Regions from separate parts of the Homo sapiens genome. Here regions 1, 2, 3 and 5 are each linked to region 4. The links are chromatin loops, found by intact Hi-C in ENCODE. Cell type or tissue: dorsolateral prefrontal cortex. All regions are shown on one strand.

Region 1 (5,000 bases), 400 kb after region 4:
TTGGTCCTAGCCCAAATCCAATAGTACAGATACTTATCTCATTTGAGAATAAAGAAATTGACTTAGAAAAGTTAAGTCTAAAGGCATGCCTAAAGTGACACTGGTCTATAAAGGACAGAATTTGTTCTTGAATCCTGGTCTTTGTCTCTTCATCCGATTATCTTCCCACTCTCTGAGGCTTCTTATCAATACTCTTCTATGGGCTTTAATTTTCTGTTATTTTCTTCTGAGTTTGGATGAGAAAATATTTTCTTTATCCACGAAGTATATATTTTACATTTTGAGACAAGATTCCTTCAAGTTTTACAATAAACAACTGGAGATTTGAAACCCTTTAGTCATCCCATATAAGGAAGGTAAGTTGTATAAATAGGATTGACCCACTGGTCCAAGATGATGTTCTTATTACTAAAGACAATGGGCATTGTCCAGAATGTATTAATTACAATAAAACTTCTCTTATGGGAGCTTATGATTTAAATGAAATATTATTCTTCCTTTCATCTCTGCCTTCAAAATTCTCAAAAACTTGATATGGTAAAAATGTGTATTAACATTTTGGAGAACAAGGAAAAGAAATTTGTGTAAGCAAAGAAACCATTTGTTTTCAAGTCCTGCATTTTTGAGTTGCTGAGAGATCTTTATGGAGTAATGATGGCAATTCTAAGACATCATTAGAGGAGGACCTAGACATGGGTTTCCTTGAAATGAGGTTTAATTTTCCCTGAACAATACCCACTCTCTTGGGCTAGTATCCCTATGTTCTATCAAAGGTTAGAGATGCAGTTGGGAACCCTGAAACATGGAAATGTAATTAGTTCCATGATTTTGGCCACCTGAGCACCACATATCAATTAGTTTCAAATATATTTTGTCATGACAGTCCACATATAAGATGCATTTATTAAATCATTATAAGCTCTCTTTCCTAGGGCGCACAGAGGCTAGTAAGTTATCTATTTCTTTAAGGAGCTGATGATCCAGTTAAGACATAGCCTGTTCCTATTCCAGTCTATGTGTAAATTATTAATGACGGGGACTTCAGAGATTATCTAATATTGCTTCCTATTTCACTAAATAGAAAAGGGAGGTCAAGGAAGCTTAAAATGAATTTTCTAAAGACATCTTGTAAATGACACAAAAGGAACAAATGGAAAATAATTTAAGCAACATTAACTGCATGTGACTTCTAAATTGAGTGGCTCAGACTGCAGTGCTATGATATTTCAGAGGTAAGCAGTGACTTGGGAGTGATAAGGAAATGGTGTCATGGACATGGCTGAAATCAAAGATGGGTACTACTTAGTTATGCAGAGGAGAGAAGACTGGAAGGTCTGTCCTTTTCCTGCTCTTTACTGTGGCAGATTCCTGTTCAGCAAATTCTTGTTCATCCTTCGAGGCTCAGTGGTGCCTTTCTGAACCATTTCTCGAGATCAATCATCCTGTCCACTATGCCCCGATAGCCCTTGGTACACACTTGCATGATATGAACAGTAACATAACTGCTCTATGTGCGTCTTCACTGTTGGGGTACAGGTCCACCATTGAATCTGTGATTTCTAGAACACGGCACATAGTTAAATAATTGTATAATAGGATTAGAAGAACAGATGTCATGATGCCGATTATTCATTTTGAGGACAATATGATGAGTGGTGCATGCATATTAAGTTATTGGAAATGTGATTAAAGATTAGAATGATCCTATGGAATCACGTCTTCAAGAAACAGGATACTTCAGGTTGAAGACTTTGGATTTATGCAATGGAAACTAGTTTTTTTGCTGTTTAAAATATTTTAGTTTAAAAAATCTTTTGGCTTTTGAACAGAGGAATAATATGGTGGAATTTAATGTGCGTATGATTCAGATGGGAATTGTGCTAAAATGCAGATTCTGCTTCAGTAAGTCGGGGTGGGCCCTAAGATGCTGCATTCGTAATAAGCTCGCAGGTGCTGAGACTGCTGCTCAGAGAACCATACTATGGTTAGCAGGGGCTTACTGTGATAAATAGAAAAATAGATACTTTTTGTTAAATCTTGAGTTTTGCCTTTTAATAATTTACTTATTCCACTCACCTGCTTTTAGATATAAAGGATTCCTATCTCCTTCTGTCTTTGAAACTTAGGCTTTAGACTTTTTTTTTCTTTTTTTTTAAAAAATTTTTAACTTGCTTAGTCTTCTAAGTAAATTACTGGACAATATTGCCACCTACTGGCAAGAAAAATAGCTTTTTCTCTTTATATAATATTTTACTTGTGTAAGAAAAACATTTTGAAGGAATGTATTGGGATGAACCGTGTAAGGACTGCTTCTATGTCTCTCTTTTAAGAAATCCCATATTTTAAAACTCTTTAATTTTTTTTCTAAATTGATACATTCTTTTTGTACATACTTATGGAGTACATATGCTATTTTGATACATTTATGGCATGTATAATGAGCAAGTTAGTGTATTTAGCACATCTATCACCTCAAACATTTATCATTTCTTTGTGTTTGAAATATGTCAAATCTTCTAGCTATTTTGAAATGTGCAATATACTGTTGTTAAGTATAGTCACCCCACTGTGCAAACACTAGAACCTATTTCTTCTATGTAATTGTATGTTTTTACTCACTGTCCAACGTCTGGTCATCCCCCACACCCACCACACCCTTCCCAGTCTTTGGTAACTATCATTCTACTCTCTACCTCTGTCAGATCCACTTTCTTAGCTCTACTACATATGAGTGAGAACATGTCAATTTTTGTCTTTCTGTGCCAGGTTTATTTCACTTAACATAATGACCTCCAGTTCTATCTTTGTTGCTGCAAATGACAGGATTTCATTCTTTTTTATGGTCAAATAGTATTTTATTATGTATATATACCACAGTTTCTTTATCCATTCTTCCACTGATGAACACCTAGGTTGTTAAATCTCTTCTTTTAAACTTAGCAGTAATTGTCTCTTTGTTTTTCCAACACTCTTAAGGTAGCGATGACACTGGGTGTTTTGCAAAGCTGTAGAGCTTGGTAGCACTGCTGCTATTATTTTATTGGGATTTGACTTATTTGAGGAATCAGGGACCAAAATTTCAACTTTTTTTATTTTATTTTATTTTATTTTATTTTATTTTATTTTATTTTATTTTATTTTATTTTATTTTATATTTTTGAGACGGAGTCTTGCTCTGTCACCCAGGCTGGAGTGCAGTGACACGATCTCAGCTCACTGCAACCTCCACCTCCCAGGTTCAAGCAATTCTCTTGGCTCAGCCTCCCAAGTAGCTGGGATTACAGGCATGTGTCACCACACCAGGCTAATTTCTGTATTTTTAGTAGAGACGGGGTTTCACTATGTTGGCCAGGCTGGTCTGGAATGCCTGACCTCAGGTGATCTGCCCGCCTTGGCCTCCCAAAGTGCTGGGATTATAGCACTGTGCCCAGCCAAAAATTTCAACTTTGAATACCTCCTTCGGTGGAAAGAGATAGTAAGTGTAACATAAAGTTTACTCCAGTGCAATCCCCTCCTATGTGTGGAAACTTTCGAGTACTAGAGAAATACGTCCCCTCCCTTACACTTCTGTTTGCCTTAATGTCAAAACTTAGATTTTTCTTTGAGGTCCTGGACTCATTAGCATCTTTCTGAGTTTTATAGAATCCTGTGATATCTCTCAGTGTTTCCTGCTTTCACACTGTCTCTCCCTCACGTTCTCTCATGACTTTCTCTTCCAGTGACCTAGACTTTAACTTCAGGGTAAAGCAATGTTCTGACCTCTAGGATGATTCTATCTGATCATCCCTGAGAGCCAAGGGATCCAGACCCTGGCTTTGCACACTGTTCGATGTGGAATCCTGGGGTAGAAGTATGGCAGGAGTTGGATCCTTGGATTACAGGTCCCAGGGTCTTTATCAGTAGGGTGATCGAGGAAGAGGTGTCCAGTCTGTGGACAGACACATGGCAGCTGAGTTTACACCACCATCTGGGAATCGGCTTTCTCAGACTAGGGCCACCCCTCCTAAGTCAGGGGCCAGTCACATCAAGGTGGGGAGAAGGGGAAGACAGAAAGAGTAAATAACTTCAGATGAGAAATTTGAGTCCCAAAACTGTTTCTAAATAATTGGACAAGCAACTTTAATGAAGTAGTTACTTTTTTGCAGTACTGGAAACTTCTCAACCTAGTGATAATTCAAGGATCATTATGTTTAGATAAAAGTGCAGGCTCCCTAAGGTTTAGAGTAGGCAGGGAAGAGGGCAGAGGGAAGTCAGTAGACGAGGACACTTGTCAAAATGCAGCCTCAACATCTTCTTGTCCAGCTAGCCTCAACAGATGGAATTAAAACAACCAAATGATGAACCTATGGAAAGTCCTATTTCTGAAATCATAGTATTGGTGGGAGGATTGGGCAGCTAAGACCCAAACTAGCTCCTGTGATAGGTCTGGTTCCTTAGTCTGTAGCCAGAGCGATGCATAAAAAATGTCAGTCTGGGAGAAAAAAAAGCTGGTCTGAATCTCTTAATGAAGACTTTTCAGTGACTCCTTGTTTTCTATAAATTAAAGCCTAAGCCTCTCAGCATACATTATTTAAACCACAGCTCACTTCAGCTGTCTCCTCTCTCGCAACTCCCTGTCTCATGGTTCAGAAAAGTGAACAGAATGTAGCTTTTTCATGGGATGTCTTGCTGTTTCACACCTTTTGTGCCTTTACCCTGAAGGTTCTTCATCTATTCGAGGTGGAAAGAAATAGTTAAGTCTACTCATTTTTCAAGACACATTTCAGATATTTTACTTACAACGCCTTCTAATCTCTCAACTTGGGCTTAAGAGTGTTTCCTCTGGGCACTCATCCTCCTTAGCAGACGTCTGTATCAGAGAAGTTCCCATCTTTGGTGAATTAATTTATTTTGTATTGCTCTCCTTCCAGTAAGTTCTGAGATCCCGACGGTACACATGGACAGAGTAGGGGCCTAATACGTATTTATCAAATAAATGAGGCATTCTATTTGGATTGTTT
Region 2 (5,000 bases), 190 kb after region 4:
CCCTTGTAGTCTGGCTGGGCGCGGTGGCTCACGCCTGTAATCCCAGCACTTTGGGAGGCTGAGACGGGCAGATCACAAGGTCAGGAGATCAAGACCATCCTGGCTAACACGGTGAAACCCCGTCTCTACTAAAAATACAAAAAATTAGCTGGGCGTGGTGGCGGGCGCCTGTATTCCCAGCTACTCAGGAGGATGAGGCAGGAAATGGCATGAACCTGGGAGGTGGAGCTTGCGGTGAGCCGAGATGGCGCCACTGCACTCCAGCCTGGGCGACAGAGCGAGACTCTGTCTCAAAAAAAAAAAAAAAATTCCCTTGTAGTCTGAAGTTCTTGGATTTTCTGTGTGGGTACAAAGCTGTGGGTCTGGGAACACAGCTTCGTTGAGGAGTGTTATCTGGTGTAACGTCTGTGAGTAGGTGTTTAAATGTGGGCTGTACTCAATAGCTATATTAAGAGGTAGCATCAAGCAGGGAGTGGAGCACCAGGTTCCCAGTTAAGCTGGAGTTTAAATATGCAAGTCTTGTTTCAGCCTTTGATCGTGCTTTTGACCATGGCTAAAGCACTTAATCTGTCGAAGAGCCTTAGGATCATCACCTGTAAAATGGAAATTTCCACTTCTGTGCAGTTGGGAGGGCTTTTTGTAGAAGCTTTATTTGACAATGATTTTTCTGTTGCTTAGGTCATTTGAGGGGAAAAACATTATTTTAAAGTTTAACGTTATTTCTAATTGTCTTAGGAACTATCAACATACATGGAAATAGAAATTATCTGTGTATTGATTTGTGTGTAATACACTTATGCTGAGTTTTTCCTGAGTTTTTGATCCATAGATAGATAGGAATCTGGTGGGAGTTGGAAATATGGGCAAAAAATGGTGGGAGGGCCAGGTGCGGTGGCTCACGCCTGTAATCCCAGCACTTTGGGAGGCTGAGGCAGGTGGATCACCTGAGGTCTGGAGTTCAAGACCAGCTGACCAACATGGTGAAACCCCGTCACTACCAAAAATACAAAAAATTAGCCGGGCATGGTGGCGCATGCCTATAATCCCAGCTACTTGGGAGGCTGAGGTAGGAGAATCCCAGCTACTTGGGAGGCTTGAACCTGGGAGTCGGAGGTTGCAGTGAGCTGAGATTGCGCCATGCACTCCAGCCTGGGCAAAAATAGCAAAACTCCGTCTCAAGAAACAAACAAAAAAATTGTGGGAGATGGGAATATGTGCCAAAATGGTGTGACAGGAGCTCAGTTCATGAATGTACAGATACACAAAGCTTAATGGTCCACTTGAGCCATCTGAGGAGTGCACTTGTGTGGTTGATGACACATTTCTGGACTCCTAAATATTAGTTTATGCTTATTGAACTTTTGACCTAGAGGATTATTATGGAATGGAATCACATGATGAGCAGTTTGGACCAACTTCAGAGCAATTCTAAATCTCTGAGTTGCTTGTTTGCTTTCGGGTTGGGTGTATTTCCTTCAATTTTGTCTTAGAAGGTTTTTAGCTTGGTAGCCTGCCATCTTCTCAAAATATTCCCAGTTAGCTCATCTTTGTAACCAAATGGAATAAACGGTTTCTATATGATTCTCATGCTGTAAGACAATGTCATTGATAGTGTGTAGCCAAGTAATGGTGAAGCCAATAAGAATATTCAAAATATGGAGCAACTGGTACTGGTTGTGGATGACTGATAAGTTCGTACTAGTACATAGTGTCTGATGTTAGCCCCTGCTGTGGCTAAGAAGGCCTGGGACACATATGCATAGGAATAAAACAGATGTGGCATATTAAAGACTGGGTAAGAACGGGTAAGAAAGGCATGGGAAGGTACCTTTTAGCATTGGCCTCACTCAGATACAGTTTGCATTCTCTACATTCATAGGACTCTTATCATTGAAATAATCCACTGGTATCTGCAGATTGATTTTCCAGTAGGAGTGATGGTCAGTGTGACCTACCAAATATCCTCACATCTGGTCTGCAAGGGCTTTATTAATCACTAGTGAAATTATGACCATGGTCTGTGACTATAGGACTGTATTGGGGGAAGGTGAGTCACAATTCGACAGCAACAGTCTTTACTTGTTCTATACACATAAGAAAAGTACTCATTGAAGAGTATGTTTTCCTCATTCTGAACTCAAATAAACACTTTGTTATTATTGAATGTACGTCACTTATCACCTTTAGTATTATTTGAGAGTTATAGGTATATATATCTTGTGGCCTCTAAATAATTGTAAAATCCTGAGGGCAAAGTAGTTAATTCATTCAATAAATATTTATTAAGCACCGAGTATGTGTCAAGCACCTACTGTGTGTTATAGACACTGAATACAAATGAATTAGACAATGAGACACTTTGAACTGATGACACTTTGAATCGAATTGATGAAAGGATGATGGGGAATTGTTCAGCTGAAGAGGGGTGGGAAGGGTCTTCTACAAAGGTCAAGAGGTCAGCATAAGCACAGGTATGGCCATGGGAAATGACTTGGCTGATTAGGAAATAAAAAGCAAGTTGGTAACCGAGAAATATAACATGATCAGTTGGGTCAAGAAGTGAGACGAGAATGATAACAGTGTTTATCACTTAAATTGTCATTTTAGTGTTGCTATTCAGTGAGGGAGATTTTGTCATAACTCCTGGGATGCTACTGGCATCTAGTGGTTAGAGGTCAGGCTGCTGATAAACATCCTGCAATGCACAGGATGGCCCCTCACAACAAAGAACTCTCTGGTCCAAAGTGTCATTAGTGCCAAGGTCGAGACTCCCTTCTTCGGATCTTTTTACATTTGGATTGCATCATTCAGGTCTTAACTCAAAAGTTCCTTCTTTAGCAGCTTCCTTACTCACCCCCTATTGTCATATAAAAATTTGCCTCTCCTTCTCTGTCACTCTCTATTACAAAACAATGTTTTTTGTCTTTATACCTTTTGATACCATCTAATGTTATATTATGCATTTGTTTATTTTTATTATCTGTCTCTCCTCTTTTAAAATATAAGCACCACAAGGTCTTTGATTGGTTCACTGCTGTATCTCTAGAGCTTAGAATAGTGTGAGGCACATTGGAAAATGCATGGAAAAGTTCAATATATGGGTGTTCTGAGTGGAAGAATGTGGTAAGTTGGACATAGACTCTGAGTTCCTGGAATAATCACAGTAGTTAACATTCATTTTTACCATTGATACTAGGCCCTGTTCCAAGCATTTTGCATGTATTAACTCAATCCCCAAAACAACCTCAGGGGGTAGGTATCTGATTATTTCCATTCTACATATGAACCAACTGAGAAAGAGAGTTATTTTCCCAAGATGTACATCTAGCAAGGGGCAGTGTTCAAGAGGTAAATTGCCCAAGGTGATCTTGTGTGTTTATTCACACATGCTTTTTGTGGCTATTAGTCTGAGAATGCTATGGGGAGTTGGGGGTTAAGTGACTTGGGAATTGGATTTGAGGGGTTTCAAACAATGCATCCAAAACATAGATGGACGGGAAATATAATGAACTAAATGTTGGTCATATCGCACTCAAGGGACCTGTGAGCCATCAAGGTGAAGGCTAACATGAAAAGGATTCTCTCATTCAAGAGAATGGTTTCAGATGAAGTGTGGAATTTGTAATGGGAACTGAAATCAGGAGAGCAGACTTGATTATTTAGGGACAGGTTGATGATGGGAACAGACCCAGGGAACACCCTGACATCACAAATATATAAGGGCCTATAATATAATATAAAAGGGTACCCATAATGAAAATAGAAAGAGCAGTAGAGTCACATTTCAAGTTCTGCTTTGGGCACAAGCTTCTATCTAAAGTCTCTTTTCTCCCTTGTAGAACTAATCTTTTCTCTCTCTGTTCTACCTACAGTATTTTATATTTTCAATGTATTAAGTGACATAAGAGAGGTGTTAGATAATAGCTAGTACTACGAGTGTCACCTAAGCCCGTAAACTTCCACAGGCCTACATCTTCATCTTTGTTCATATCCATGTCCCTAGCGTGAACATCCATAGCTGACATCTAGTAGTCTTTCAATATTAATAAATAGATGATGTTGAATATGTGAATTAGAAAATGTTTATTGGGAGAATAAATGTATCATTTCATTAGAAAATTTGTTTGTAACCCACATCAAAAGAAGAAGAAGAAATGTGTAGATCAGTGAACTTTTCTGTTGTTTTTTCTATTTCAAAATACACTCAACCCCCGACTTCTTAGGCAAGCCATTTAGCTAATTTCTGAAAGGGAGCAGCTAATCCAGCACCAAAGCCTGTGCAGAAGCTGGGCCAGCAACTCAAATAAGATGATTTTCTGAGAATGACCAGCCATGTTGGCTTCACATATGGAAGACGAGTTTCTGAATTCTCCCTCCTCTCGGGTGGCACATGGTGTCTTCTCTTTCTAGCTGCTCCAGGACGAAGGAGGGGGGATGAATTTTTAAAAGATTCAGGGGAAGGAATTCAGGTTCTAGAAATATCCAAGAAAAGTAATAATAAAACCAGTAATTCTACTTTTATGAGCCAAAGGTCAATATTATTTAGTTTTTTTTTTTATTTTTTCCTGGGAAGAAAAAAGAGAGCTGATCTTTTGGGTAATTATTGATATTTCCATGTTTTCAGCAGGATTCAAGTTAGCCAAGGAGAAGCATAATCTTTCATTATCCAAACTGGAGATGTCTTGAGTAATCCAGTGGCAGGAATTGCTGCTGAAGGAGTGTATTTTCTTTTAGTTCATCTGCCTTTTTGACCTAAAACCAGCGTACCATTTTTTTGTTTTAAAATATACGTGATATACATACATGGTTTGTCTACCTCTGGAATATTTATAGGCTCATATTCCTTTCTATACTTGTTCTCTAGCGGGGGTGCTTATAACATTTAATAATACTTACAGAGTCTGTTTCTTAGTCTCATTTCAAACCTCAATGTTTGTGCCAGGTTGTTTGGAGCAGCTCAAGTCTCTGAGGTTATTTTCCCAAGATGTATATCTAGCAAG
Region 3 (5,000 bases), 350 kb after region 4:
ATCTTTTAAAAATCAATATAGTTCAGTTAAAATCAGTTTTAGAACTTACAGCACTCGACTCCATATATTATCATCTGCGGAACGTTGCACTTCAGTTTTTCCATATGAATGATGTTAGTGCATTTACATGACGTTCCAGAAGGCTGAGAGATAGCATATCTTAATGCACCAGTTCTCAAATTCTTCTAGCCCAGATCCCTTGTGCAAAAGATGTTTTGACTCAGAATCCTGATTTGTAAAACAAAGGAGGAGGCATTGCATTTCATTGAATGCATGAGGCTTCCTGAGTTTTCTCCGCATCTTCCTTCCATCTTCAGTGACTTTCGTAACAGACTAAGAAATCCCTGGAACTCCATAGAACTTAATGCAGAGCGTAGTGTCAAGCACGAAGCTAGACTAGGACAGGAGTTATTGGCAAGGAGGGAGGCTTTTCAGGCATCCTTAAATCACAGCCTGTAAGTGGTTGCCTACCTGTGGTAATATTGCATTGCTTATCCACAATGTAATTTACTAGGAGTTTCATGGGAAATGAATAGACTAAAATCAACTCCAGTTTCCTTTGTGTCGCTATAACTCTGATTAGCAATGTGACTCAAATGCCCCATGCATTTTCCACAGGTGGTGCCAAAGCAGTGATTCGCACCAGGATATCCATAGGAAACAGAAGGGAAACCATGATTTGCTTATGGGTGCTCTACCCTGTAGAGCAAAATAGAATTTTTTGATTGTCCTTTTGATTGCTACTGCTGTGTTACTACGATTACTACTGTATGTTTTCTTGTTCCTCCCCCTCCTTCTTTTTCTCTTCTTCTTTTCTTTTTTAGTAGTAGAACAAGACACTGTTCAGTAGTGTAGCTAGATGCTTTGGTTTCTTTTATCATTGTTATGTGCAAAAGCAATTGTCAAATGTATTTCATGTGCTACACCATGTTCTTCCCTCAGGAAGAGGAAATCCGAGAGTGATAAAAGCATCTGCAAGCAGAATAAAGGAATCTCAGTCAGTGGATTTCTTCTACAAGTTTCATGGCAGCGGTACTGCAGTGTTTTAGGTTCTTTGTTGGTGGCTGATAATGTGTAAATACCCCATGTTGAATGAATGCAGCTGTCCAAGACCTATGAGGCTGCATTTTCTTTCCTAATCCTACCCCTCCAAAGTGGTGGTTTGCAGCTCTTCAAATCTCTGGCCGCAGCAATGCTTTATTTCTTCTCACCTACCTGACACAGTTGACTCAAAAATTATACCTCAGCAGGGGAAACCACTCCTCGGAAGGGGAAGGTTGCCAGCAATCTCTAAGAGGACAGGAACTCAGGACCTTTCACACTTGGATGCTTTGATAGCCCATCTGACAGACAGGCTTAGTTATAGTACATTTCTTTCAGGCTCAAACACAGAAATTATTCATACAAATCCTCCTTCCAGTCTGTCCTTTATAGAGAGGGCTGAACTTTCCTATCTTAGATCCTGCATGACACTGGCAGTCATGAAATGTAGATTCTGCTCATTCATCTCTCTCCATGCAGTCCATTTTTTATCATTAGAGAAAAAGATAAACTTTAAAAAGTTTTATTTCATTATAATTTTAAACTAATACTGACTGTCAGAGAGGCCGAATTGTGTAATGCTTATAAGCATGAGCTCTGAAGCCAGACCACTTGGCCCTGCTGTGCCTTAATTCACTGACCTTGGGCAGTTTTCTCATCAGTGAAATGGAATTAAGAATAGGGCCTGTTTCATAGGGTTGTGAGGGTTAAGTGAACTACCATTTGTGAAGTGCTTATAAGAACAGATAGCAAATACTATATTCCTATTAGCAGCGTTTCCTGCTTTTGTTGCTATTCTTATTATTGTTTCCTGGGCGTAAAAGCTGAACTTGCCTTCCTTTACTTCTGGAAGATTTGGGCAGAAACCGAAGTAACTTAGTCTAGACTCATGCCTGGGATAGAAGCCTAAAATGACTGGCCCCTGGAAATCTAGACTCTTTGGCAATAGGGAAAGAATGCCTGTTTTCAACTTAGATCTGAGTTTGGATGTTGGTCTTGCCCCTTAGCTACTTGAGTGATAATGTAGAAAATATTTTAAAATGGAAGAGAATAATGCCTATATTGTAAGGTTCTGAAACTTAGAAATGACAGAACAAAGAGCCAGTTCTTGTTATATGCTCAAAATATTGGAGCTATTATTATTATTATTTGAAGAGACAATCTAGCCCACCCTAAATCATGCAGATGTGGAGCTACTTGGTGAGTGCAGAGACTGTTGATAAAGTTTGTCAGTTTATTCAATATTTAAGATGAAGTTTTAAATTTGCTTTGTAATAGAAATAATTACAATGTTTGCTGTATTTATGTATTTATTATATATGCCCACTTTAATACTAGGGAACTCTTCAGAACAGACTGTTAACATTTCTTTTTTGTCTTTTGAATTGAATATTGTAGAAATCAGCTCTCAGGAGGAAGTGTGCAGTCTGTAAAATCGTCGTCCACACCGCCTGCATTGAGCAGCTAGAAAAGGTAAGAGCGCGCCCCCTGCTGCAGTTTTGTTACATTGCAAGTATTTGGTCTTCAGAGGCCCGGTGTAAATTTCCAGTTCCAACTTTTTGAAAACAATGCCCTTAAAAAAAAGCTGGAAGTCCAACATTATTACCAGATTACTAATGGAAAGACAATGTTTAAGGGTCGTTCACTCTCTTGTTTGCTGAAGTGTAATTTGATATCATTTTACGTTGACTCTTGGGAAAAGGAAGAACACAGTTAGATGGAAAAGCCTGGTGTGCACTGATTCTCTTATTATATCATCTCAGTTCAAGCATTACTATCCACCCATAGGCTGTTCCACAAGCTGTTTAAGAAGGAAGAAGTTCTATAAGCTGTTTATAATTGTTGTTCACATATATCTGACTTGTGTGGTTTACGTCTTCCTAAAGTGCCTGCAAGGGAGCGAGCCACGCTGGAAGCCGGCTCTCACTCTGCTGGGGCAGTGCTCCTCCTGTTGCTGCTCAAATGTGTGGGTGGGGCTGGAAGTGACATCCCGGTGGTGGTGTGCCTCCAGAATCAGTGGATTCGGCAAAGTCCATTTATTTGTCATTTAGGGGATGGGAAAGGCTCCAATAGTGAGTTGCCTGCCATCCTCTTTCCTTTCACACTTCCCACTACATTTTAATGTGTGTGTTTCTCTGTGTATTATCTATGTTCTTGAGCTGTCATGGGTAAATGCATTGAAATATTTTAGTCCCCCATGACATTCATGTAGTTTCACTGACATGACCAGTTGATCCTAGCTGATATCTTGTGGCAATGACTACCAACATGTTATCTTAATATTTTCTTTTCTGCCCCAACTTCACTTACTCATCTCTGCCTTCATTCTTTTGCTCCTTTCACTTTATCGAGTAGCTAACCGAAATGTCAATGTGCCTACTAGGAGACCTCCACATCTAAAAGAAAAGCAGTGCTGAATCCTTTTATAAAGAATAACTCTGGGCTGGGTGTGGTGGCTCATGCCTGTAATCCCAGCACTTTGGGAGGCCAAGATGGGTGGATCACGAGGTCAGGAGATGGAGACCATCCTGGCTAACACGGTGAAACCCCGTCTCTACTAAAAATACAAAAAATTAGCCAGATGTGGTGGCACGCACCTGTAGTCCCAGCTACTCGGGAGGCTGAGGCAGGAGAATTGCTTGAATCCAGGAGGCGGAGGTTGCAGTGAGCTGAGATCACACCACTGCACTCCAGACTGGGTGACAGAATGAGACTCCATCTCAAAAAAAAAAAAAAAGAATAACTCTGTTGTCTTTGAATAATTGTCATAATACTAAAAAAACTCAAGTTTATATTTTCTACTTTTACAATCAGAAACCCAGCTGGGTAGTTTAAGCTGCCAGTATCTTTCCTCTGGCTCTTTCTTATCTCAGTTTCTCAAATTTATGGTGTAAGAGCATTATCGTTTAAAGATACTTAGATTTGATTTGTGAGAATGAAGGAAAGGGGTTGGAGATATAGAATCACCTGGGATCTCTGTTGATTATCTAATGTGATGATTTCAAAAGACTAAGAAGAGTATTATTCCTTGTTCTTTGGAGGTTTTGCTTTTCAGTCTCAATATCTGTCACTGTTTTTTTTTTTTTCAGGTAATTCAGTCTAGTCTGATGCTTATCTCTAATATAATATACTTTTCTTTTTGAATGACAGATTAATTTCAGATGTAAACCAACATTTCGAGAAGGAGGCTCAAGGTCACCAAGAGAAGTGAGTATTTCAGAGCTTGATTTCAAGTATCACCTTTGATTTCTCATTGATTCAGTGGATTCATAGATATTCACCAGGGAATAAAAAATAAATTCTATCTCTTTCTGTTGCATGCCAATTTTTTGTTAACACATCAATAAGCACAATCAATAAAATCTTCAAGTCTTTTCAACATGTGCACACTGGACTTTATTCTCATAAAATGTACTGGGGAGTTTAAGGTCTTACCAAATGAACCAGAGACTAGAGGAAGGTGGTAGTGATAGAATTGAAGGGGTAAGAAAGAAATAGACTTTTATTACTTATTTATTTGGAGACAGAGTGTCGCTCTGTTGCCATGTGTTCTGGTTGATTTTAAGTGCATTTTTCAATTTTGAGTGGGTATAAGCCATTCATGGGGCAGCACAGTAACTGGTTATTCCTATGAGCCCTGGAGTCAGACGGTCTGCTTTCAAAACCAGCCTTGATGTGTGTGATCTTGGGCGTCTCACCTAAGCTCTCTAAATCTCAGTGTTTTCATTTGTTAAGTAAAAAATAAATACATCATAAGCTAGAACTATATTCAGTTCTCAGTCCCTGACCCTCCAGTCTGGTCGTGAAGATAAACAGGTAAAGAGGAAGTTAGAATGAAGAGTTGTTACTGATGTGTTAGTGGGAAGCAGAGGTATGACAAGAGGAGACAGCACTTATTTGTTCACATTTTATTTAGCAGAGACAGCAAGCACAGTTCAGGCAAGAACCCTCCTGTGTTA
Region 4 (5,000 bases):
CCCAGGCTGAAGTGCAGTGGCATGGTCTCGGCTCACTGAGCAACCTCTGCTTCCCAGGCTCGAGTGATCCACCCATCTCAGCACCCTCGTAGTTGGGACTACAGGCTCATGCCACCACACCCAGCTAATTACTTTATTTTTTGTACAGATAGGGTCTCCCTGTGTCGTCCAGGCTGGTCTTGAGCTCCTGGACTCAAGTGATCCACCTCCTCAGCCTCCTAAAATGCTGCGATTACAGGTATGAGCCACTGCACCTGGCCTGTCCTAAGACTTCTATCATCCATGGACAGTCCTTGTTTTACTTTGATTCTTCTCAAAAAGTAGTTTATGATCAGCTACAGTTCAAAAGTTACTTCTTCTTTAGGGAAGTTCATGGAGAGGACTCTGATGGGTGCTCTTGAATGCAGGTTTCTAAGTTTGGAGGCTGTGTCATTGGACTAGAGAGAAAATTGCCAGATCTTTCATTGAAGAGCTGATATGTTCATGAAGATTGCTGGCCCAGTCTTGGACAGAACAAAGGTTAATTACTAATTTATAACTGAACTAATTTATAACTGAAATAATTTTTTATGCCTTTTTTGTTTGAAACATTGCTGATACTTTTTTGTTTTGTTTTTCAGAGTCAAGAAAACTTTTTTTCTTTTCCTTTTTTGGGAGATGGGTTCTTGCTCTGTTGCCCATGCTGGAGTGCAGTGGCATGATCTCAGCTCACAGAAACTTCGACTGCCCAGGTTCAGGCAATCCTCCCACCTCAGCCTCTCGAGTAGCTGGGACTACAGGTGTGCACCACCACACTGAGATAATTTTTTGTATTATTATTTGTAGAGATGAGGTCTCACTATGTTTCCCTGGCTGGTCTTGAATTCCTAGGCTCAAGCTACTCTCTCACCTTAACCTCCCAAAGTACTAGGATTACAGGCATGAGCGACTGTGCCCAGCTGAAAACTTGAGTTATTTATAGCTTTTTTTTTTTGAGACGGAGTCTCGCTGTCTCCCAGGCTGGAGTGGCGCGATCTTGGCTCACTCCCGAGGTTCCGCTTGCCAGGGTTCCGCCCCCCAGGGTTCACACCATTCTCCTGCCTCAGCCTCCTGCGTAGCTGGGATTACAGGCGCCCGCCACCTCACCCGGCTAATTTTTTGTATTTTTAGTAGAGACGGGGTTTCACCGTGTTAGCCAAGATGGTCTCGATCTCCTGACCTCGTGATCCACCCGCCTCGGCCTCCCAAAGTGCTGGGATTACAGGCGTGAGCCACCGCGCCTGGCCTATTTATAGCTTTTAACAATTGAGTATACTCTCGTGAGTAAAATTTCTCTCTACCTGATTTCTCCAGGACTTGGAAACTATTTGAGTATTCTTAATTTATGTCAGTACAGCTATTTGCTTAGGTTCAATAAGAATCTGTTTTTGTTTTTGTTTAGTAACAGGTCACAAGTGGAGACACTGGGTATTTTACCAAGGCTTTGACTGGAATGGCATATTTTCAGATATGAGAAGACTGCTTTGAGGAATTGAGATTGACTTTATAGAGCTTATAGCCCATCAGAAAAACTGGCATGGTGGTGTGTGCCTGTAGTCCCACCTACTCGGGAGGCTGAAGTGGGAGGATTGCTTGAGCCAGGGAGGTCGAGGCTGCAGTGAGCCATGATCCCACCACTGCACTCCAGTCTCAGTGACACGGTGACAGCCTGTCTCAAAAACAACAACAACAAACTCCACAGACCAAAGTACAGATACAGTTGATCTTTATTCATGGATTCTGTATTTGAGAATTTGGCTACTTGCTGATATTTATTTGTCACCCTAAAATACTCATGGTATTCTTATGGTCCATTTTTTGGACCTGCACAGAACAGTGAGAAATTTGAATCTCCTGGTGTGCCCCACTGCAGCCAAAATTTGTTATCCTGGTGAGGTCAAACAAGACCAAGTTCTGTCTTCTCGTTCTGGCTGTCATATGGTAAAACAAGTATCATTTTTGTGGTCAATTTAGTGCTACACATAGCATTAAATTCATTTTTGTGGTGCTTTGTTGGTGATTTTGCTGTTTAAAATGGCCCCAAGCATAAGGGTAAAGTGCTGTCTAATGTTCCTAAGTGCAAGAAGGCTGTGATGTGTTTTTTGGGGAAAATAGGCATGGATAAGTTTCGTTCAGTCGTGAATTACAGTGCTGTTGGCCATGAGTTCAACGTTAATGAATCACCAATATATATTTAACAAGGTGTCTTTAAACAGAAACACACATAAAACCAGGTTATCTGCTTTTATTTTGTTTCTGCATGTTTATCAGTTGATACACGTTAAACATAGATTGATACATTTGTTTCTTTATATGTACTGATTGCTTGATGAAATTGTCATGAGCAGAGTCTCCCAGGAACCTAACCCCTATTTTCCCTATGAGCAATGGTTCAGTGTCTGTGATGATTTTGTAGAACAGAGCTACTGCAAATAATGAGAATAGGCTGTACAAGCAGCAGCATGGACCCATCTCACAGATGCGTGAGTCAGACAAGGAGTATAGGCAGTAAAATTCTGTTTGCATCATGCTCAAGACCAGGCAAATCTGATCTATGGAAGCCAGAAAGGCAATGACCTCTGGAGAAGCACTGACTAGCAAACAGCACGAAGGCACTCTTTAGGTTGATGAAAATGTTCTCTCTCTCCACCTGAGGGTTGCAAATTAATCTGGAATGTGAGATGTGGTTTTATTTTACCACTGCTGGGGCCAGGAGTGGCGGCTCACACCTGTAATCCCAGTACTTTGGGAGTCTGAGGCAGGAGGTTCGCTTCAGTCCAGGAGCTCGAAACCAGCCTGGGCAACATAATGAGATTCTGTCTCTATTAAAAATAAAAAAAATTAGCCAGCCATGGTGGTTTTATTTTATGACTGCCCAGCTCTTGCAATCTTTCCCTTTGGGTTTGCTAGTTGCATTGTTCCTCTTTAGCCACTTGGTGGCAGTGTTGGAGAAGTGACCAAAACGGCTGAAATTGAAATTCCGGTCTTTTCTAGTTCAATTAAAGGGCTGTTTGTTTCTGGCTGTGTCCTCCGTCCTCCTTTAAGGAACCTCTTGCCTCCACCAACCTCTCTTGTGACACGGTGCCAACAATCTCCTAAGGGGAGCGCCCTACAGAGGTTGGAGGAAAAATTGTGGCAAAGCAGTGTCAATCCTTGAACCTCTCTATCCCTGCGTCTTGCCTAACCCTCCCGCAGGCCCTTCACACCATTTCATGCCTGATCCCTTTCTCTGTTCCTCTCCTGCCCTGCTAGCCCCGCTCCTTGGGCACTGGGTGTGCCCTTAGGCTGTCAAATTCAACACACCGAGGCCGTGTGCGGTGGCTCACGCATGTAATCCCAGCACTTTGGGAGACCGAGGCAGGTGGATCACGAGGTCAGGAGTTCTAGACCAGCCTGACCAACATGGTGAAACCTCGTCTCTACTAAAAATACAAAAATTAGCCGGGCCTGGTGGTGTACGCCTGTAATCCCAGCTACTCAGGAGGCTGAGGCAGGAGAATTGCTTGAATCCAGTAGGTGGAGGCTGCAGTGAGCTGAAATGGCGACACTGCACTCCAGCCTGGACAACACAGCCAGACTCTATCTCAAAAAAAAAAAAAAAAAAAAAAATATTCAACACCCTGAGCCTGATCTTCTATCACCGGGAGAAGGTCACATACCGGGAAATTGGGACATGCAAAGCATATGATCCTGGTGTCATACAATTGATGTTTCTAGAAGTAAAACCTGTTTATCAACATGAAGAATGCTTCATCCTTTTCCAGTCAGCTGCTAACAAGAATGCATTAAATCCACACTGGAGGATGGGGGATTTTCAAGATCTCTTATTAAGTGGTAAGAGCAAACTGCAGAGAAATGTGCATAATAAAACAGTGACTGAACTTCTCTCTGTCTCTGTGTATTTGTATATGATTATATGAGCATAAAGGAAGTATGGAATGATACGTACCAGGCTGTCACCACTGTGTTCTTGGGATGGGATGGCCATGAGCAGATAAACAATGGAAAAAAAAAATCTTCACTGCAAAATGACTCATGCGAACGGTAACATGTATAACATTTTAATCTCATTTATTTAATTACAGGTTAAGATGTATATCTCTGTATAGCTATGTGTGTGCATACATAGACACACAGACACATATACTTATGTATAAATTAAAGCTATTTTTTCCTATATATTTTCTGCCTTTTACATTAGGCCTAGACCTTGTTCACACCAAAATTATAAAAGTATTTTATCTCTGGTTTCTCTGGATGGCTTTGTTTTATTTTACACTAATATCCTTAGTCCATCTGAAGCTTTTTTTCATATAAGTTGTAAGGTAGGGGTTTAATATAATAAAGTTTTATTTTCAAATTTTCTACAGTCTTTAAACAAGCTGTAGTGTATTAGCAGCCTCCACACAGTGACAGGTTAGTACGAGTATAAATTCAGCATGTAATTGTGAAGCCGAGGGGTGGCCCTGGGAGGGTGGAGTTCAAGATCTCCTGAGGTCAGCAGAGGTGGAGAAGGACCAACGTATGTGACTCTGGCTGCTCGTACCTGTAGCTCTTCCTGTTGTCCTGGGGCCTTTGGCCATTTCTGAATTTGCCAAGATGGGAAGAGGTCTGTTTCCAAGGGCAGGCTGCTTTCTAGGTTTTCAGAGTCCACCCCCCCAAACCCCTTTGAGAAACCGAGAGGCAGAGAGACGTGTTTCCTTGGCTTCAGGCAGAACGGTTCTATCCAGCACCCCCATCAGGGGCTATTCTCTATCAATAAGCAATCTACAGCCAATTGAAGCCAAGGCACCTGTGCCGTCTCTTTCCAGCTCATTTTCTACACCAGGTGGACTTCTCAGCGGTGGGGAGCAGCTCTCCTTCTCCCCTCCTTCTGTCTGACTCTTTATCCCAGTACTCAGAGTTCTCATTACCAAGTTATTTCACATTCCTGAGGCCTATCCTGATTTCCTGGATTTCCTAGGAAGGTATTAGATTCTTGC
Region 5 (5,000 bases), 110 kb after region 4:
CAGCTAAGATTACAGTTTAGCATTTAATTACTCTTATCCTTTCATGGGTATCAGTTCAGTCTCACAGTCTTGATCACAAGCTGCTTGAGAGGTAGGGTTTGTTTTGAGTCCTCCATGGCATTTAGTATGGAGCTAAAATGCAATAGGGACTCTGTTTGATTAATTATAAACATGCCATTCTACTGTGGGTTCCATGAGATGTGCTACTGTTCTTGTCTTCATTGTTGATGGACATTCTGAGACTGCTGAAGCCAGAGGCTTCTGTGGAAAGAGTCTGCAGATGTGTCCCTGGGTGCTCTGCACTCTTAGCTAAAAGTGGAGGAGAGAATTGACTCCTGTTGTGTAGAGAGCACCTTATAAAACTGCATTTTCAGAAGGAGAACAACAAAATTCTTGCACAAAGCAGGGCTGCAAATGAATCCTTCATCACTCCAAGGCCAGGAAATCTCTAGGGATGTGGGAAATGACTTCTCTGCTTTTTCTTTTCATGTTTTAGCGAGTAGGGTGCTTCCCGGGAAATAATGGGTGGAGGCTTCTTTATTCTTTCCCTTGAATTATAATCCCTAGGTTATAACACTCACATGGGGGTGTCTTCCCCATCTTCCCATGCCCTTCAAAATACCCATCTGTCACCCAAAGCAGATGGGGCATCCTTGTCTCAGAGCCTTCTGTAAGACATTGTAACAGATTCTCATCATCCCATTGGGAGGTGATTCTTCAGTGGTCCCAGTTCTTTTTCTTTGACCCTTTTCTGCTCCTTGGTCTGCACAGAAACTGCAGGGATCAGGCCCTCTGGTCCTGACAGAGGAGGAGAAGAGGACCCTGATCGCTGAGGGCTATCCCATCCCCACCAAATTGCCCCTGTCAAAATCAGAGGAGAAGGCCCTGAAGAAAATTCGGAGGAAGATCAAGAATAAGGTGAGCTCTTCAAATCTAGGCACTTCTAGAGCAGAGACGAGCAGAATCGAGTCAGCATCCCTTTCCCTGCCTTCCCAACGGCCAGCACTACCCCATCCCATGGTGGAGACCAAGGCCCAGCCCTTCCCTTCCCTAAGCCCTGGGAGGAGCACCCTCACCACGTGCCCCTCTCTTCCTCCAGCCCATCCCATCCCTCTTGAGGCCAGCAGACTCCCAGATCAGTATCTACCTCTTTGGTGCCCACGATGATACATTTACGGGTGGGAGGAAGCTATTAGAATTTCCATCTAGTTTTTTTTTTTTTTTTTTAACTCAGCCTTTTAAATTTTGGGTGTATGATATATACAATAGTTTCCTCTAGTAGACATATATATGTACTCTATGTATCTATATAAAATACAGCATATATATATATTATATATATATAAGATACAAATACATTGCAAGTGCTTGGTTAATTTTTTTTTTTCTTGGTAGGGTTTTGTGATCACAAAACTTCTGCAGTTTGCTGGTCTATATTTGGACTCAGTAGTCTCCTACCCCTGGGCCCCTCAGTGCTGAGCAGGCCTGATGAAAACCAGGGGGATGGCTGAGGCACAGGCCTACCAGGAGGGAGGGGGCAAAGAGGGAAGGAAGACAAGAGCTTAGTGTCACTCTATCCATGTGCGGAACCAGCAGCAAGTTGATGTATGACCAAGCCAGCTGTCTTATTTTATATATGTACTTCAGCCAGCAGAGGTCCAGGAGTTAAACTCATTTATCTGAGACCACACTGATGGTTTGTGAGCCACATGTTCTGGCCTGGCTCTTCACTCAGTGTCCATTGTTTTCTTTTCTTTTCTTTCTTTCTTTTTTTTTTTTTTCATACAGAGTCTCACTCTGTCACCCAGGCTGGAGTGTAGTGGCATGATCTCGGCTCACTGCAACCTCTGCCTCCCAGGTTCAAGTGATTCTCCTACCTCAGCCTCCCAAGCATCTGGAACCACAGACGTGTGCCACCATGCCCGGCTAATTTTTTTGTTTTTTGTTTTTTGTTTTGAGATGGAGTCTCTCTCTGTCACCTAGGCTGGAGTGCAGTGGCACAATGTCAGCTCACTGCAACCTCTGCCTCCCGGACTCAAGCGATTCTCTTGCCTCAGCCTCCCAATTAGCTGGGATTACAAGCATGCACCACCGCGCCCAGCTAATTTTTGTATTTTTAGTAGACGGGGTTTTACCATGTTGCCCAGGCTGGTCTTGAACTCCTGACCTCAGGTGATCTACCCGCCTTGGCCTCCCAAAGTGCTGGGATTACAGGCTAGAGCCACTGCGCCTGCCATTTTTTTGTATTTTTAATGGAGACAGGGTTTCACCATGTTGGCCAGGCTGGTCTCGAACTCCTGACCTCAAGTGATCCGCCCACCTCAGCCTCCCAAAGTGTTGGGATTACAGGTGTAAGCCACTGCTCCTGGCCACTCAGTGTCCATTTTACTGGTGGCCTGGTTTGTAGGAAAGTAGGTGTGAGTTTGGCAGCTAGAAACCCGGGAGGACAGACTAGTCAATGAACCAGCAGCTTAAACAAATGGCAAGCAGCTTGCAGAAGTAAGCAGGGCTTTGGTGACTTCTACGCTAACCACCTCCCATCTTAACTGGTTTACTTACAGAGCTGGAAATTAATCATTCTCCTCCCACTCCTCTCTCTCAGATTTCTGCTCAGGAAAGTAGGAGAAAGAAGAAAGAATACATGGACAGCCTGGAGAAAAAGTAAGCCTGCTGGCAAACTGTTGCGTTCATCGGGCAGTATGCACAGGGAAATATGGGTGTGCGGAGAATCGGGGAGAAGCAGTTCAATTCCTCTTTCTGGCCACCTTGGAAACCCGGTGGTTTATCAGCTGTGGTTTGCCTGCCACCTAGTGGTTATTTGGAGGAGACGTCTATAATAAAGCAAGAAAGAAGTGAAAGTACCTTAGTAGGTGTTTGAATCATACCACTGCCAGCCAAGGACCCCGGAGTCCTCACAGACTTCTTTTCAAACACATACAAATATTAACATTCCTGCACATTCCTGGAACTTCTAGCAGGAGAAGCCCTGTTTTAGCTGAAAGGAGCAGTGCTACTTAATCAGCCCCCATTGGCCACACTCCTTCATGCTCTAGAGAGGGCACATAGGGAAAGAAAGATGTCAGGTTGGCAGCCTTTATTTTCCAGCCACTACAATTCATGTTTTTTTTTTTTTGCAAAAACACTTGAAGGCAATCTTTGTTCTTTTGAAAAGTCTGTAATATCAGGCGGGCTGTTAGAAAAAGATGAATTAAATACAGTTTTGTCTTAGCCCTGGAAGTTAGTTCTTTAGCTAACAAACCAAGATATTTTTAAGATGGGCATGAGGCCCCAGACCCAGAAATGAACTTCATGTGGATCTGGGGAAAGGAGTGGCTGGTGGTTCCTGGCTGTTTCTCAAAGCTACTATTGAAAGTTTAGTGCTTCTATCACCTGACTTAAGTACTGGTAATGCAGCATTAAGTATAGTTGGCTCTCCATATCTGGGGGTTCAGCGTCCTCAGATTCAACCAACCATGGGTCTAAAATATTCAGAAAAAAACTTCAATAGGCTGGGTGTGATGGCTCACTCTTATAATCCCCGTGCTTTGGGAGGCCAAGGTGAGAGGATTGCTTGAGCTCAGGAGTTCAAGACCAGCCTGGGCAACATAGCCAGACCCCCTAAAAAATAAAAAAAAATTAGCCAGGCATGGTGGTGCACATCTGTGGTCCCAGCTACTCAGGAGGCTGAGAGGGGAGAATCACTTGAGCCCAGGAAGTTGAGGCTGCAGTGAGCTGTGATTGTGCCACTGCACTATAGCCTTGATGATAGAGTGAGACTCTGTCTCAAAAAACCAAAGCCAAAACCAAACAACTCAATAAAAAAAAACTACAACAATAAAAAATAATACAACTATAAATACAAGATAACACATATTTACATAGTATTTACATTGTGTTTGGTATTATAAATAACCTAGAGATGATTAACATATACTGGAGGATATGTAAAGGTTATATACAAATACTACACCATTTTTTAATCAGGGACTCGAGCATCTGGAGATTTTGGTATCTGTGGGGAGTTCTGGAACTAATCCCCCCTGAATACCGTGGGAAGACTGTAGTCCCATGCTGTCCCACCATTTTCTATGGGCATCCAGGGTCAAGATGTTCCTATGAAAGTCTCTTTACTGTCTCTTTTGGGCATGCGTGCCCCAGCACCAGGATTCCTAGTCCTGGGCTCTCGTCCTGCCCTTTGCTTAAGTCTCTTCACTTCTTATCAGTCCTGGTAAGAGTGTAGCTGGGAGTATCCAGATTACTGTAGTATAGAGGGAGAAGTATGATGGGCATTGAGAACACTAGGGAGGAGGTGAGAGGAAAGAGGTTGTAACACCCTAAAAGAGGGTCATATTTTGTACTGTCACTATTCATCTTTCATTATTCAGGCACTCATCACTCAGCTCCCTCTTTTTTTTTTTTTTTTTTGGAGACAGAGTCTCGCTCTGTGGCCCAGGCTGGAGTGCTGTGGCATGATCTTGGCTCACTGCAACCTCTGCCTCCCAGGTTCAAGTGACTCTTCTGTCTCAGCCTCCCAAGTAGCTCGGATTACAGGCACACACCACCATGCTCAGCTAATTTTTGCATTTTTAGTAGAGATGGGGTTTCACCATGTTGGCCAGGCTATTCTTGAGCTCCTGACCTCAAGTGATCTGCCTGCCTCAGCCTCCCAAATTACTGGGATTATAGACATGAGCCACTACGCCCGGCCCCAGCTCCTTCTATTTTTCTTTTTTTTTTTTTTTTTTGAGACAGATCTTGCTCTGTCACAAGGCTGGGGTGCAGTGGCGATCTTGGCTCACTGCAACATCTGACTCCTGGGTTCAAGCGATTCTCCTGCCTCAGCCTCCCGAGTAGCTGGGATTACAGGCACGTGCCACCACGCCCAGCTAATTTTTGTATTTTTAGTAGAGACAGGGTTTCACCATGTCGGCCAGGATGGTCTCTATCTCCTGACCTTGTGATCCGCCTGCTTCGGCCTCCCAAAGTGCTGGGATTACAGG

Evidence for each region. Hi-C counts contacts between places; a loop is a spot of excess contacts. Peaks named below come from ENCODE experiments on the same cell type or tissue, not always from the same donor. Only the 100,000 strongest peaks of a DNase experiment are listed, where the experiment ranks them.
Region 1: a loop joins it to region 4, with 6 times the contacts of the local background. A loop is called at or near these places in 28 of 110 quality-filtered maps.
Region 2: it touches region 4 in a loop (4-fold over the local background); 14 of 110 quality-filtered maps call a loop at or near these places.
Region 3: it touches region 4 in a loop (10-fold over the local background); 83 of 110 quality-filtered maps call a loop at or near these places.
Region 5: a loop joins it to region 4, with 10 times the contacts of the local background. A loop is called at or near these places in 110 of 110 quality-filtered maps.

Annotation. Positions count from the first base shown.
Region 1 is chr7:137,603,467-137,608,466 of GRCh38, reverse strand. All of the region lies in intron 10 of DGKI (diacylglycerol kinase iota), which reads left to right. Among named protein-coding and RNA genes, the nearest start is that of DGKI, 240 kb to the left of the region's middle. In dorsolateral prefrontal cortex, CTCF peaks have their summits at 1,984 and 2,185 (motif pointing left); no DNase peak of the experiment used is centred here.
Region 2 is chr7:137,814,622-137,819,621 of GRCh38, reverse strand. The region is part of intron 1 of DGKI (diacylglycerol kinase iota); the gene reads left to right. Among named protein-coding and RNA genes, the nearest start is that of DGKI, 30 kb to the left of the region's middle. In dorsolateral prefrontal cortex, a CTCF peak has its summit at 2,694 (motif pointing left); no DNase peak of the experiment used is centred here; H3K27ac peaks cover 1,847 bases.
Region 3 is chr7:137,653,980-137,658,979 of GRCh38, reverse strand. DGKI (diacylglycerol kinase iota) reads left to right here. Exons shown (of 33, transcript NM_001321708.2): 4 at 2,440-2,514; 5 at 4,192-4,248. Among named protein-coding and RNA genes, the nearest start is that of DGKI, 190 kb to the left of the region's middle. In dorsolateral prefrontal cortex, CTCF peaks have their summits at 2,312 and 2,518 (motif pointing left); DNase peaks (open chromatin) are centred at 2,509 and 2,978.
Region 4 is chr7:138,006,965-138,011,964 of GRCh38, reverse strand. The region is part of intron 2 of LOC124901752 (a long non-coding RNA gene); the gene reads right to left. Among named protein-coding and RNA genes, the nearest start is that of CREB3L2, 7.4 kb to the right of the region's middle. In dorsolateral prefrontal cortex, CTCF peaks have their summits at 2,748 and 2,952 (motif pointing right); a DNase peak (open chromatin) is centred at 3,042; H3K4me3 peaks cover 348 bases; H3K27ac peaks cover 392 bases.
Region 5 is chr7:137,901,620-137,906,619 of GRCh38, reverse strand. It overlaps CREB3L2 (cAMP responsive element binding protein 3 like 2), which reads left to right. Exons shown (of 12, transcript NM_194071.4): 6 at 772-918; 7 at 2,603-2,661. Among named protein-coding and RNA genes, the nearest start is that of CREB3L2-AS1, 49 kb to the left of the region's middle. RefSeq lists an enhancer at 2,084-2,584. In dorsolateral prefrontal cortex, CTCF peaks have their summits at 2,608 and 2,810 (motif pointing left); a DNase peak (open chromatin) is centred at 2,799; H3K4me3 peaks cover 497 bases; H3K27ac peaks cover 566 bases.